2 separate regions of the Homo sapiens genome follow, and region 1 is linked to region 2. Evidence: read pairs that join two places in POLR2A ChIA-PET (ENCODE). Cell type or tissue: MCF 10A. All regions are shown on one strand. Region 1 overlaps ELL2 (elongation factor for RNA polymerase II 2). Region 2 overlaps LOC101929710 (a long non-coding RNA gene).

Region 1 (8,000 bases), 170 kb before region 2:
CACAGGTAAAAACTGCTGTCCTAAGATGCCATTATACATCCTCATGTTTACAGAAACAGGGTCTGCAGCCTACAGAGATGATTCTGTAGGTCACTCCTAGGCTAAGCCCCAGGAAACACTGTGGAACAGGAAGATGTATTTTCTTTGTTGTTGTTGTTATTTTTATTTTTAAATTTTTAATATTTATTTATTTATTTATTTATTTATTTATTTATTTATTTATTTATTTTTGAGACGGAGTCTCGCTCTGTTGCCCAGGCTGGACTGCAGTGGCGCGATCTTGGCTCACTGCAACCTCCACCTCCCCGGTTCAAGCAATTCTCTGCCTCAGCCTCCTGAGTAGCTGGGATTATAGGTGCCCGCCACTACGCCCAGCTAATTTTTTTGTATTTTTAGTAGAGACGGGGTTTCACCACAGGCAGATGTATTTTCTACACTCTTGTTCAAGGGCTGGCTTCCCTACTAGATGAGAAGTCCCAGGAGCAAAGGGACAGAGTTGTTAAAGACCACTGAGGTCCTGCATTGGCCACATTGCCTGATATGTAGTAGGGGCTCAAAAAAGGTGTGTGCAATTGGAATCTTCTGTCCTTCAACTGCTCCACTCTTCCTAGTGTCTGAAACCTTTCCTCCCTTGGGTCTGCATGGTGTTAGGTGATAATTAAAAAAAAGGATTAGTTGGCAAGAATGTAAAATATGACTTAACCGAACTTCAGCTCCCAAACATACAGTCTTAGTAATTTAGCAGACAAGTAGGGAAGGGAAAAGTGTTTTATAATCCTCATTCTCCAAAAAATCTGTCCTTTCCATTATAAGATGAAGACAGCACTAACTTGCTGCTTAGCGTGTATGCACTCACACTCATGAATGGGCACAGGCATGGGCAAAGGCATGTATGATTCCTGCCTTTGCTCTGCCCTGCAAGATAACCTGCAACCACTGAATTGCTCAATCTAAAAGTCTCCCAAACCTTGACCTATAGGAAAGAACTGCAGTCACCAATTCCTGCCTTCCCTTCCTCCCAACCCTGGAAAAAGGTAAAAAGAAAAAAAGGTAAGAAGGGAGACAATTGTAGTATCTGGCACATAGTAGACATATAATAAATATTTGTTGAAGGAATAAATGAACAAGAAGTAATAAATCAAAGAAAAATGTTTTTTGAAAGGAGATTCAGATGACTTGTATAGAGCTTTAAAAGGTCAAATTTCACCAAAGATACTATAGATAGATAATACTCCATAGAGCCTCCATCATCCATGAATTTAAACTATCTTTGACTCCCTATTTGAAATTAGAGACAACTCCTGGCACAAGTTTCTGTGTTTTTATCTATTTTATAAATATCTTTTGAGGGCCCTAACGTTACTCTTTAATTCCCAAAACTTTCCCCAGTTCTAAAGTGCTGTAACTTTGTGAACAAGTCTTAATTTACTCTGTAGGTAGGTATTCATCAGGCTGTCTTACTGGGTGTGCACGCTCAGCGCCTAGTTGGCATACATATATTGGCAACTTCTTAATCCTACAGCAGTAGAGGCAAACAGGAGCCAAAGGAATGCTTGCGTCAGGCACAAGAGAACATAAGGCTACCTGCATACTGGTATAACAGTACTCACTAATGTCTGCTTTTGTTTCTCTGGGAAGAGCAGGGTTCTGCTGACAGAGAAGGGATATGCCTAGATAGGTAAGAAAGGTGTGGACACCTGAATGAAATCCCCTCCCTAGGCATGACTCATTTAACTTCCATCCATCTTCTCCCCTAACCCTTCATCTAGATCTGCAGAACCTGGTTGGAGAAATTTTAAAAGTGGTTTTAAAGAGGTCTCATCTCCATATGATATTTCATCTTCCTATGAGGCTCCAGCTTCGGTTTAGATCTAAAGTTTTCCCTACTGCATAGCTCAGGTTTGGGAATATAGCAGTACTTCCATACCTATCAGAGAATGTAAGACCATCCCATCTGGTAGACTCTAAATTGCATTTTTTTTTTTTGAGACGTAATCTCTCTGTCGCCCAGGCTGGAGTGCAGTGGCACGATCTCAACTCACTGCAAGCTCCGCCTCCTGGTTCACACCATTCTCCTGCCTCAGCCTCCCAAGTAGCTGGGACTACAGGCACCCGCCACCACGCCCGGCTAATTTTTTGTATTTTTAGTAGACACAGGGTTTCACTGTGCTAGCCCAGACGGTCTTGATCTCCTGACCTCGTGATCTGCTGGCCTTGGCCTCCCAAAGTGCTGGGATTACAGGCGTGAGCCACTGCGCCCAGCCTAAATTGCATTTTTAAAAGGTTGAATTGTACAGTTTTTTTCCCCCTATTTTTCAAGAGTGATTAGAGTCTGTACTCAAATTCTGCAAATGTGCAGTGTTCTTTTAGTGAAAACTTTTAACTTCATGGCTGGAGTCCTTTAGTTCAAATGTCCACTAAACAGAGTGTTACAGAAAGCTCTTAACAAACCTTTGTTACTTAAATGTAGCTTTTTCCTTTCTCATCCTCCAAACCACCCAATCCTAACTTCTTAAGTAACATTTATGCTTTTTAAGGTAAAATAATTATCTTTCTATGCATTTTTTTCTCTTAAAGCATTATAGTTTGGCCTGATGGTGGACACAGAAGACTTTCATATTCTTGTTTTTTAAAAGTCTCTTCAGTAGGAAAAAAGCTACAGATTTAAAAAATATGACCATGACTAGAATAGAATCAGCTTAAAAAGAAACAAAGTTTTTAAAAAATCATAATCCATGCTATGTACTCACCAAAGTGTTTTGAAATTTGTGTTACACATAGATTAAAACAGTGGTTCTTAACAAGGGGCAATTTTGTCCCCCAGAGGACATTTGGTCTGGGAGGGTGCTATTGGCATGTAGTGGGAGGCCAGAGATACTGCCAAACACCCTACACTGCACAGGACATTCCCTCCAATTACGCAGTACAAAATATCAGTAGGGCCAAGGCTGATAAATTTTGGATTATAAACAGAAATAGGTCATCCCCTTAGAAAAGAAATCAGAGGCTGGGTGTGGTGACTTACACTTGTTATCCCAGCACTTTGGGAGGCTGAGGTGGGAGGATCACTTGAGCCTGGGAGTTCGAGACCAGCCCGGGCAACACAATGAGACCCTGTGTCTATAAAAATAAAAAATAAAGTGAAAAAAAAAAAAGAAATACAGAGTAACTTATCTGCAGAGTGCTTTCAATCCCTACCATTTTTCCTTGTTCTTATCATATGCCACACACAATGATAAGATTCTCAGACTGCTAAAGATCAGTAACAAACCACCTCTGTCCTCACCTCTGATAGCAGAACTTCTCAACAGTCTCTCCTACCTGCGTGTAACACTATGGGTATATTTGAGCAGTACGCAGACACGGCAGGGGCAGGCATCAGGGCAAATAGTGTTCACTTTGGGACCAAAGGGTGACTCTTGATGCACGTCATGAGTTTCTTTGCAGCTATGGAGCTGAAGTGGAGCTTAGAGGTTAGGGAACAAAGGGACATGGAGCCCAGGCCAATCAGAGTTCTACATTGCCTTTTCTTGGTAGTTTCAGAGCAGCATCAATGCAGATGGTATGGTCTGAGCTAAGCCCAGGCCAATCAGAGTTCTACATTGCCTTTTCTTGGTAGTTTCAGAGCAGCATCAATGCAGATGGTATGGTCTGAGCTAATCTGAAGCTTTTCAAGAGCAAGATGTTTTCAGGCAAATTTTACATCCTTAAAATTTCAAAAGGGTTTGTAGACTTAGTGCATCTAATTTCTTGAAGATGTATTAATTAGACACAAAGTTAATTGTATCAATATCCAAGTATACTCTTAAGAATGAAATGGGTATATAAGGTAGCACTTATGTTTATGGCTGGTAAGGCTGTGTAACAATTTGGCCAATGGACAGGAAAGCAGGAGACTTATTGGAAAGAGCAGGTAATATATGACAATTAGGGCAGGTTGGTGAGAGGGAAGCTTTAGAACTAAACTATGGCAACTTCAGAGCAGACCAGAACCTGTGGGACTGTTGAAGGCCAGAGCTAGGGTGGGTCTGAGACCTTGTCTAATCTAGAGCCATTCAGGCAGAGTTTCAGAGGAACCTGTGGATATGCGTCAGTCCCCTCTGATATGCAGGAGCCTATTCCATTGTGTATCTACACAGTTCTTTTTTCCAAAATGGTTATAAAGCATTTTCTTAAAAACTAGCCTTCAGGTTCATGAAATACGAGGAGGAGGAAGTGAAAATGTACTGACTGCTACTGGTAGACCTAGGGTCAGCTTTGAGGACTGAGGTAACCACCACAGGAAATAAGTTTTGAGGTCTGATTTTGAAACAATATTGGAAGACCATTCCTTTGTGAGATAGAAACTTCTCCATTTTAATTTTAGTATTTTAAGCTTTTCCTACAGGTCAGTTGGGAATAATTTTTATTTAGGGACTCACAATCTTGAATTTTTAGCTAAATGCCTTAAGAATAAAATATTATTTAAAAAGTATTAAAATGCTGTGATTCCAAACAGTTTCTTGTTCAAGATGAAGAATATAAAAATATACCACCATGTCTCGGCAACTGGAAAAGCAGATTTTAATTTTCATTCCAAAAATGAGAGACTGAAAATCAAAGGCTTAGGACCACAATCCACAACCCTCCTCCCAACCTCCTGTCTGTCTTTGATAAAAAGCTACAAAGAAAAAGTTTCAGGAAACTTTCAGACATTTATAATTAGCATAAACACTGTATACCAAGATGTGTAAGTCAAAACGTCTAATTACTCTGGGATACAAGCTCAGGCATGTGGCAACAGAATACTGCCTGAAAGGTCATTTCAACATCAAGTCACGGACGTCCTATTTACATAAGGATCTAGGGCAGAAGCACAATGTGCACACTGCTGCAACTTTCTCATATGTGAATGCTAACATCTGCTGAAAAGCTGTTGGTACCTTTACTGCAGGTTTCCTGTCCTTGAGTCAAATACTTTCTACTCAATATTGGATTGAGGTATACATTAGATTAAAAATAGAACCAGCAAGGGTTTTCTTCATTTATTTAAGTGTTTTGTTCTTCTGTGGGATTACAAATCATTCAAACTTACAGAATTCTTGTTTGACAGACACCTTTTCTGATAAGGTGATTGTAAATGCTCAGTGAACCAGCAGTACCATGGTTTGACATGACAATTCCTGGTGTTAAAGTGGACTCATATAGCTGAGCGGGCCAAGATCATCTATAATTTCTTTTTTATAGATTAGGGACAATGAGGCTTAGTGATTTGTTCAAGTTAGAGTCATACTTAGATTGACAACCCCTGTACTACAAATCCGAGCCTGCTCCATGGCTGTCTGAAACACTCATTACCTTGTAATACTAACATATTATGTTTATAGTCTTTCTCCCTTCACTAGAATATAAGCTCTGCAAGGACAGAGGCTTTTGTCTGTTGTGTTCCCTGAATATATTGTCAGCACCTCAAGTGGTGCGTGGCACAAAGTAGTCACTCAATGCATATTTGTTAAATGAAAAGGTGGATTAATGCCTGAGCCAGGCCTAGAACTGAAGTGTTTGCTTTCTTTCCACCAGCATTTCTGAAGCATGCTGAAAAGTTTCCTTATGTGAAAGAGGGGTTCTTTCCTCAAATAAATTTAGGAAATGCCAAGTTAAACAAAATAACTTTCTTTGCTGTGGGTCTTTTCATACTGAATAGTTTCCCAATTTGTATGGCCTCAGAACCCACCTCCCCTCCGGCATCCCAGGAAGCCAGTCCATCTCTTAATTTTATCTAAAATCTATTATTTGACTATATATAGACTATATATTAGCTTAGATACAAACTTACTGCAAACATTTAAACATTAGAATTCTCTGTTGTTCTCAAATTATTTCTAGACTCTTGATTCTGTGACTTCCTTAAAATCTAGAAAATATACTTTAAGCTAGAGAAATATATTTGCATGTACTATTCAGGCTCCACAGTTTAGGGACAGAATAGTCTAGAATCAGAACAGAAAATAGAAACCTCAACCTGAAAGCCACATGTGCTATTTTTTAAACTAGACCTGCAGTTATGACTTTAGGCCCAAACATTATGGGTTGAGGGGAGAAAAAAAAAAAAGCCTCTCACATCAGCCCAGATGTGCAAACCAATGCTGAAGGGTGGAGGAGTAGGAAGGGGAGGGTAGCCTTCACTGGCAATAGAAAAAGTTAAGTATTAGAGAAATCAATAAGAGCTAAATATTCCTACTGACAGGGAAGGGCAGAGGGTAGAGAGGATCCAACACATATTAGAGCCGTCTGAAATTTCCATATGATAGCTATTTTACTGAAGAGAGTAGTGCAAAATGCCAAATTTTTCTAGCACAAAGAGAAATATTGGCAGTTATCCCCAAAATTCAGGTCATATAACAATAATTCAGGAATTATAATTAATAAATAATTCAGGAAAAATAAGTCCATTTATTTCCTTCCATTGTTCCTCTTTAGCAAGATGTATATTAAGCAAGGAAAAAGTAAGGTGAAATTGCTTTCCCTGTTATTTTTCACATGGTTCCCCTGGATCCAGTATTAAAATTTCTAGTTCTGGATTAAAGAGTATAGCAGCCTAATACTGAGATTTCCTATTTCTCTTATTTCTGTAGGATACAGTCTTATTAGAAAAATAATTCCTGAGAACTGCATTCTCATCCCTAATGTATTCTTTTAAATTTATGACCATTTTGGAGAAAATATCATCGACGGCAACATTTCAAAACCAATTTTAATTACAAATACACAATAACATCGATGGAAGTAAAGTACTAATTTTTAAAAATAAAATACACCCAATACACTCAGTTGCTATATAACTGAAATTACAAAAAACTACCTTGAGTAATTTTTGGCTCTCTTAATATGGCTTCTCTATTAATATGAAATTAGCCTTCTAAATGTTAGTGTTTCTGGTAAGATGACATGGATTAATTGATTCTTTCATTTAATTCACTTATTCCACACATATTAACTGAGTACTACTGTGCTAGGCACTGTTTAGGTTTCTATGACATAGTAGTGAATAAAACTGACAAAGATTCCTGCCATTGTGGCACATATGTATGAAAGTCCAGGAACGAGATAATGATGCCTAGGACCAGGACAGGGAGAAATGGATGGATCTGGGATGTATTTTGCAGGTACAGGCAGCAGGATTCCTAGACATACTAAATATAAGGAATGAAGGGGAGAAATCAAGGATGACTCCAGGGTATTTTGCCTGGAAGAATGGAATTGTTTCAGTATGTGTATGTGTATATATAGACATACACACACACACGTGTGTATATATAGACATACACACACGTGTGTATATAGACATACACACACACGTGTGTATATAGACATACACACACACGTGTGTATATAGACATACACACACGTGTGTATATAGACATACACACACGTGTGTATATAGACATACACACACGTGTGTATATAGACATACACACACACGTGTGTATATAGACATACACACACACGTGTGTATATAGACATACACACACACGTGTGTATATAGACATACACACACACGTGTGTATATAGACATACACACACACGTGTGTATATAGACATACACACACACGTGTGTATATAGACATACACACACACATATGTGTGTATATAGACATACACACACACATATGTGTGTATATAGACATACACACACACATATGTGTGTATATAGACATACACACACACATATGTGTGTATATAGACATACACACACACATATGTGTGTATATTTTACTTTGAATGTGATAATGAGCACCTTAATGTAAATGAATCCATTAACTGGTTAAGTGTACTTCTTATTTTTAAATACTGTACAACTGACCAGTGTTGGTTTCGTCAGCTAAAAAGGGGCTTCAAAGGGAGTTTTCTTATGATTCATTTTTGTAGCTTCATGGCTAAAAAGTATTTAGAAGAACACAGGTGTCTGAGTGTGTGTTGTTTGGTAGTTGGGTATTTCCAGGAAAAAAGGGGTGATGACA
Region 2 (8,000 bases):
GAATTGGGAAATCAAGAGAGAAGGATTGAAGGAGACTTACTTTTCACTGTATGCTTTTTTATAAAGCTTAAAATGTTTCTCTTGTGCATATAATTATTCTTCAAGTAAATAGGTAACTAAATAAATGATAAGTAAATAGAAGATGTTGATTTTTTATCTTCTCATTCGTATTTCTTCTTATTTCTTGCTTTCCACAGAAAGGATATTCTCTGACTGGGCTTTGGAGTCAGACCTTTAGTTCCTCCCCCACTAATTAGCTGTGTGACACTCTGCAAATTATTTGGTGGTATCCCAGTGTGCTAATCTTATTTTTTTTCCTTCCCCCTGGTAAAAGAGATTAATAGTATCTCAAGAGTTATTGTGAAGGTTAAGTAAGGTCCCTAGCACGATGCCTAGGCCATAATCCTTAATCAAGCCTTGATGAAAGCTAATTCCCTTCCCCTTGCAAGGCTTCAGGTTGTTATGTTGGTGGGATACGGGTCTCTAGTACCTTATGGCAGCCAAAACTTGTTCCTTTGTCCTTCTTGAGAGCATGTCTTCCCCTTGCAGCTGACTGAAGGTTCTATGGCTTACTAAGTTAAACAACAAAAAGAGAGAACAAGGTACCACAAAGCAAATAAACAAAACCTCTACCAGTGTTGTAATTTAAAACAGTCTCTGAGCTGGTGTTAGAGCAGGTGGGGCCATTAGTTCCCACTGAGCTGGCAGCATCCTCCCCAGAGCTCCCCAAGCTAGCTTCACACTTCTTAGTGGCTGTGACCATTAGGCCTCTCTGGGGTCCTCTTAGTTCTGGCAGCTGTTTAGTTCAGGGGGACTAAACAGCCATGGAGCTACCTAGAATCTTTTTCCCCAAGGTCTCCTGGGGCCTTCACTTTCCGGAAGAGGTTGAAAAATTTTTTTAAAAGACTTTTTTATGTTTTGTTTTTAAAACATATATTAAAAATCATGTCTGTGTTGGTGAGAAGAAGAGGGTATTTTTAAAATAAAGTACCTTCTGAGGGAACTTCTGTGGAATGGAGTGTGTGTGTGTGCGTGTGTTTCTTTTGGGAGATCAGCAGAGAACAGGAAGCAACTAAAGTGTTTTGCTTTGGTTCCCCTGTGGCCTCCATCTAGTTGCTGTAGTTGTACACACATACATCAACTTCAGATGCTGCCGAAGCTTGAGGCCATGGCCTCAAGTCCACAGAGGAGGACTGAGTTCTTCTGAGCTCTAGTGAGAGACCAGATGCCCATCCATTGTTCCCAGCTTTTGGAATATGTTCCTGTGTGCAGGTTCCCAGGTGCATTTTGGTGAGGAGAGAGATGCCTGGGGGGAAGGTACATTACAGTAGATTGCACCTGTCTCCATTACTACTTATTGCCGTCTGTTTGTAGTGTAGGGTTGGGGTGGAGGCTGCTGGCTTTGGAGACAGACAGGCCTGGATTTGAAAGCCAGCCTTGCTCATTTTTAGCTGGGTAATCTCAGGCATGTTACTGAATCTCTCTCTTTTTTTTTTTTTTGAGACAGACCCTCGCTCTGTCGCCCAGGCTGGAGTGCAGTGGCACAAGCTTGGCTCACTGCAACCTCTACCTCCCAGGTTCAAGCGATTCTCCTGCCTCAGCCTCCTGAGTAGCTGGGATTACAGTCACGCGCCACCATGCCTGGCTAATTTTTTTGTATTTTTAGTGGAGATGGGGTTTCTCCATGTTAGGCTGGCAGATCTTGAACTTCTGACCTCTGGTGATCCACCCACCTTGGCCTCCCAAAGTGCTGGAATTACAGGCATGAGCCACCATGCCTGGCCTTTTTTTTTTTTTTTTTTTGAGATAGGGTCTTACTCTGTCACCCAGGCTGGAGTGCAGTGGCACGATCAGGGCTCACTGTAGCTTTGCCCTCCCAGGCTCAAGTGATCCTCCCACCTCAGTCCCCCGAGTAGCTGGAACTACAGGTGTGCACCATCACGCCCAGCTAATTTTTGTATTTTTAGTAGAGACAGGGTTTCATTATGTTGCCAAGACTAGTCTCAAGCTCCTGGACTCGTGATCCTCCTGCCTCAGCCTCCCAAAGTGCTGGGATTACAGGCATGAGCCATCGTACCTGGCCCTGAATCTCTTAAAGCCATGATTTCTTCATGTGATACAGGAATAACAATGGCACCTGCCTCGTGGGGTTGGTGTGCTTAGTACCTGGCACACAGTGAGCACTCAGTCAGGGTTAGTACCAAATCAGACCTTGGCTGTCTCCATTTGATGGTGAGTTCTTGCAGGGAAGGTCTTTCCCTTTATCATAACCTAAGTGCCCAGCACATGACCTAAGCACTTGATGAATAAATGAGTGATGAATGAATGAATGAAATCCCCAAAGCAGAATCACACTGTGACTAATTTTGTGACACACTTACCATTCTCATTTGACTGACATCCTTTGAAGACACCCCTTTGACATCATTTCCTTCTTGTCTACTCCTCTCCCTTAGAAAACTCTCCTGCATATATGTATTGCTTTATAAATTATCTTTCACAGGTACCTTATTATAACTTGCTTTCTGTTTTTTATTCTTTCAAAGCGATGCTCTTATCCTCAAGACCACTGGAAAATAAAAAGAAATAAAAAAATTCTCAGGAATTTATGGCAGATTTTGTTAGTATTTCTTACTGCTTAAAATATACATTTGACTAGAAAGCAGGAAAAACATTTGCTCTTTCAGGATTTATGTATAAAATTCTCTTGGGTCTCTAACATGGCATTCAATATACATCCTCAACTCTTCCCCTTCCAAACTTGAGTTAGGCTTAGGTTTTCATGTAGCTTCATCGTGTAGCTTCATGACACCCAAATTTAAGATGGGCCATTACTGAGTTGGTTTAAAATATACATGATAACTTTCAAAGAGTGAAAATTAACCCATTGTCTCTTTTGTATTTGACCTAGAAGATTACTATAACATACTATCTCATAAAGGGGAATAATTTGAGGCCAACTTTCCTAACTAATATTGTGATTATAAAGGGAAGACCCTGAAGCTTTTCTATTTCCGGAAGAAAAACCTCTTAAATTCTACTTTTCAGACATGATCAAACCAGGCTCTAATGCCACATTGGCAGCTTTAGAATCATAGAAAGAGCTGAAAGAGACCATAGTGTCACCCAGTCCAACCCCTTCATTTTGGAGAGACACCGTGTAGCTTAACTAGGATCACAGAGCTATTTAGCGGCAGAGTGGGGCCTAGAATCCAGATCTCCTTAATCATTGTTCGGCGATTTTTCCAATTCACCCAATGCCTTTTCTCCTACAGTCAAGATTTAGAGGTTTTATTGACACATATTCAGATATTGTTATTCTTAATTTAAAAAATTTAAAGATTGATGTGTGAAGATTGATATCATTGAGAAAATTCTATAGGCAGTGCTGGGGGTTGTGTTACATTTCTCAAATTAAAATAAAAAAAATGAGGGACCAAACTAGATGTGTTTGGGATCATATTTGGCATGAGGATCAGCATTCGGTGACCCAATTCTTTATTTAGTTATGGAGACAAGTCTAGGGCATATATGAAACAGGTGAACAATATACAGCTGTTTTGTTAAGTGATACAGTACATGGTACAGAGAAAATGTTTATTGAGCAGTGCAGGAGGAAGAAAAGGTTAAATCTAGGTCCTGAAGAATGAGTATGGCTTTGTGTGCATTTGGAGAAGCAGGGCATTCCACTAAGAGCCAGCAGCAGCTGTTAAGTAGTGAAGGGACAATGGGCAGGGTGGAGCATGTCTTGCGTGTTCATGGGTGCCTGGCGAGGAAGCCAGTCTGACTGGAAAATAAGCCCAGCTGGTAGGGTGCTGTAAGATTATGCAGGACCTTAGAAGTGTGATAAAAGAGGTCAGACTTAGAGACCACAGGGAGCTGCACCTTGCATTTTGAGCTACAGCGTATCTTAACAGAGGCCTGTTTGATACTGTCACTTGGACAGTGTTTGGCAGTATGGGTTTGAAGGGTCTGGAAAACTACTTATGAGGCCCATGGGTATCTAGGCAGGAGATGGTAAAATGAGAGAGATAAGTACAGATAGAAAAGAAGAAGAAACTATGAATATATTTCAAAGGGAAAATCACTAGGGTAATTGTTTAGATTTGGTAGATTGAGAGAAGAAACTATTCAAAGTCCTAGGCTTTTTGCCTGGCTGACCAAGCTCAAAGAAGTTTGTGTCCTGAACTCCATTCCCTGCAAAGATTAGAGTTTGAGCTGATTGCTCTACTAGAACCTATTCCTGGTTGGCAATCTTCCTGTCCTCATGTTTCAGATTACAGAGCCCTTGTCTTAAAGGCATGCCTTATTTCCCTCAAGGAAAAACTATTTGTAAGGAAGTTAGTTGGTTACTTGCACCTACTGTCTGATTATTGACTTTGCCACTTAGTTATCTTGTTGTTAAATACACAGAAAAAGATCCCTGGAGCCCATTAGTCTCCACAGGTGGAAACGTATTTAATCTTTGGGAGAAAACCAAATTACTTACCTAGAATGTTTGTTCTCTGACTAATAATGTAGTCATGTTGATCCACCCCTTATGCCCAGTGAATTTCCAAAGATTTGGCATTGAGAGAGTGGCATTAGAAATTGTTTAACTCATATATATGACTAAGGGAGCCAGTAATACTCACTAGGAGACTGATGAAATTTAAGAAGATTCTAGGGCACAAAGGACTGCAAATCTTTTACAGTAGGGTGACCTTTTTTTTTTTTTCCTTTCTGGTCCAAGGGACATTTGATTCCATTACTGCCATATCTCCTTCTCCTGATATAGGCTGAAAATAAGATACACTTAGAAGAGAGCTGTGCTGCGAGTCTTTCTAATGCCAGCAAACATTTATGTAGTGAAATATTTAATACTTTCAGTGATCTTATGAGGTAGATAGAATTATCATTCCCATTTTACTGATAAAGATATGGAGAAAAGTTGAGAGAGGTGAAGTGAGCTGGGTGTTGAACGCTAGCTGTTTGACTTTAAATCATGACTTTTCCTCACTCTACTGTGAAGAGCTTGGGCAAGAAGTCAGGCTCAGCAAACCTGCCAACTTGTTTACATGTTTTATTTTTAAATTACGTGACATTGGTTCTCTACGGTTTGGACTTGTGTATTACAACAAGCAATACAGAGGCTTGCATATTACTCTCCATTGGCTGTTAGCTCTTGTGAAGTAATTAGGCTACAAAAGTCTTCCTTATAGTTATTTAAATCATCCAGCAAACCCAAATTCTTGTTTTGCTTCTTACAATGGCCTGCTTGCCTTGAAAAAAATGAGTATTCCATTTCTCTTACTATATTTAGCTGCCTGGAATGGTAACTTCTTCTTGCTTTTTGGGACTTTGGCTCAGAGCCAAGGTCATTGTGCAAGAAAAGGGTGAAATGGTTGGATTTAGGCTGTATCTTGTGTCAGTCATTTTTGCAAATGCAGCATTTTGACCAAAATGCAGCCACATGGCTCTAGGAAATGCTGGTTTGCAAACACACTTGGTGTGGTTTGCTGTTTTGTTTTTTCTCCCCCAATTAAGGTTTCTTGATCAGCTTGTCTTTAGAACACTTGTAAAAGTGTTCTAAGGTAGAATTCTGGCCAGGTGTAGTGGCTCACCTATAATCCCAGCACTTTAGGAGGCCCAGGTGAGAGGATCGCTGGAGGCCAGCCTGGGTGACATAGAGACACCCCTGTTTCTATAAGAAAAAAAAAACAATTAGCCAGGTGCCTGTATTCCCAGCTACTTGGGAGGCTGAGGCAAGAGGATCATTTGCACTCAAGAGTTCCAGGCTGCAGTGAGCTATTATTGTGCCATTGCACTCCAGCCTGGGCAACAGAGACTCTGTTTCAAAAAAAAAAAAAAAAAAAAAAAAAAAAAAAGACCTATTATATGAAAGGGTGATACATTCTCTACTTTAACCTGTGGCAAATCATCAACAATACTCCTCATTTTAAGTTTGAAGAAGATATGCTAGGCACCAAAAAGAAATTGCATCTGAATATGATAGAATCATCACATTCCTTGACCAGAAGAGACCTTGGTTCTTTCTTCCTTGTCCCTATCTTCTTGACAAAGACCCACTGAAAACATCTTCAGAAAAGACATAACATTAAAAAAAAATCCTTAAAGAGAGCCCAACTTTTCCTTATTATTAATTCTAGTGTTTAGCAACTTAGATTGTATTTAAATAACAGAAAAAAGCAGTTGTTGACAAGGTTGATCCAACTCTGTAACCATATTCCTCTTTGTTTTGGCCAAAATATAGCCAGTTTAATTGATTTTGTAGACATCAGCTATTCAGATGGAAGAAGATACCAGAATGGGTTATGTGGTACTCAGGCCACAGTGAAAGACCTAACCTCATTATCAGTAACTTCATCCTTTACCTAATCTCAATCATGGAAGGTGTGATTCAAGTAAACTTCCTCTGAAGCTGCCCTAAAAGGAGGTAGAAATAGCTTTTTGCCATTTACTGTGCAGGGAACCTCCATGTATACTGGAAGATAAGGACAAGAAACTTTGGATCTTTAGAATAAATCATCAGAGGCTCCTTTGCTGCTCAAGTCATTCAAATGACCTAAAGTTGTTCATTAAATGAAATAATGCTTGTAAACAATTGAGGACAAAGCCCTACAGTCCTAAGGGCTTAGTAAAAGTTAACTGTTATTCTTATTTAGAGAGACTGGTCCCAGAGCTTTAACATCAGCCCTCCACTGTCTCAATCCCTGCCACACAGAAAAGGACAAAGGAAGGTGATAGAACAAGACCCAGGGAAAGGGAGGGGAACAAAGCCATTGGCCTAACCATTCCTGCTGAACAACTGTCATTACTTTAGGGAAGAGGAATTCTTAGTCACTACCCAAACCTCTCTGTGTGATAGCTGCAATCTTGTTTCCATTTTATTTAGCCATTTAGTAAGCTATTTCCTATATATCCACAGTTGACTGCATCATTCTCAAATCCTCTTGTTTGAAGGCCCAGTTTAAGACCCTTTCCATTACCGTCTGCAGCAGAAGTGTCTGACTCCAGATGGCCTCTACCATCTGAATGAAGGGCTAGTTTTGGTTGGGTCCAGCAGATCCCTAAAGTACTTGATCACATGAAATGAAGTGACAACCCCACACTAGTGATCTAAACAGGGCAGTGGCATTGTCTCTGTCAGAGCTGGTGAAAGATGCTACTCTTGGAAAAAATTCTTGCCAATAGACTCCTGTTGGCAGTCTTTTGCATTTATTCATGCATATGAGTCATAAAGATCATCGAAATTCTCCAGGGTCCTTTTAAAAAAATATAATTTCCTTTGCACTGCCACCTGATATTTTGATTAAGTTTGACGTAGGACCCAGGAATATGTCTTAAAAGCTTTGTAGGTGATTCTAGGAGACTTTGATCTAAATAATTGAGCCTTTCCAAAGAAATGATTTCCAAAGAAATGATTTATCCTAAGTGAATGGGGAAGCTCTTTGAGCTTTCATAGTTTGCTCACTATGAGCTTTGGAGCTTTGGAGGGCTCTGATTTAGTTATAATATTAGCCTTTTTGAATTAGTTGTGTCTGCTGTGGAGTTCATGAGCCACACCCAGTTCTTAATTGGGATTTCAAGGTAGGATGAGCTCAAAGTCTTTTTTTTTTTTTTTTAACTTTTACTTTAAGTTCAGAGGTACAAGTGCAGGTTTGTTATATAGGTAAACTTGTGCCATGGGGTTTGTTGTACAGATTATTTCATCACCCAGGTATTAAACCTAGTTCCCATTAGTTATTTTTCCTGATTCTTTCCCTCCTCCCCACTCTGAAGGCCACAGTGTGTTGTTCCCCTCTATATGTCCATGTATCCTCATCATTTAGCTCCTACTTACAAGTGACAACATGTGGTATTTGGTTTTCTGTTCCTGTGTTAGTTTGCTAAGGGTAATGGCCTCCAGCTCCATCCATGTCCCTGCACAGGGCATCATCTCATTCTTTTTTATGGCTGCATAGTATTCCATGGTGTATATGTACCACATTTTGTTTATC

The links. Peaks named below come from ENCODE experiments on the same cell type or tissue, not always from the same donor. Only the 100,000 strongest peaks of a DNase experiment are listed, where the experiment ranks them.
Region 1: POLR2A ChIA-PET joins it to region 2 with 13 read pairs; 2 of 35 experiments call an interaction of 5 or more read pairs at or near these places.

The regions. Positions count from the first base shown.
Region 1 is chr5:95,920,098-95,928,097 of GRCh38, forward strand. The region is part of intron 2 of ELL2 (elongation factor for RNA polymerase II 2); the gene reads right to left. Among named protein-coding and RNA genes, the nearest start is that of ELL2, 38 kb to the right of the region's middle. RefSeq lists enhancers at 4,007-4,146, 4,628-4,922 and a silencer at 7,761-7,810. In MCF 10A, no CTCF peak of the experiment used is centred here; a DNase peak (open chromatin) is centred at 4,824.
Region 2 is chr5:96,089,721-96,097,720 of GRCh38, forward strand. The region is part of intron 1 of LOC101929710 (a long non-coding RNA gene); the gene reads left to right. It also overlaps a transcript of CAST not described here. Among named protein-coding and RNA genes, the nearest start is that of MIR583, 15 kb to the left of the region's middle. RefSeq lists an enhancer at 404-905. In MCF 10A, no CTCF peak of the experiment used is centred here; DNase peaks (open chromatin) are centred at 4,561 and 5,361.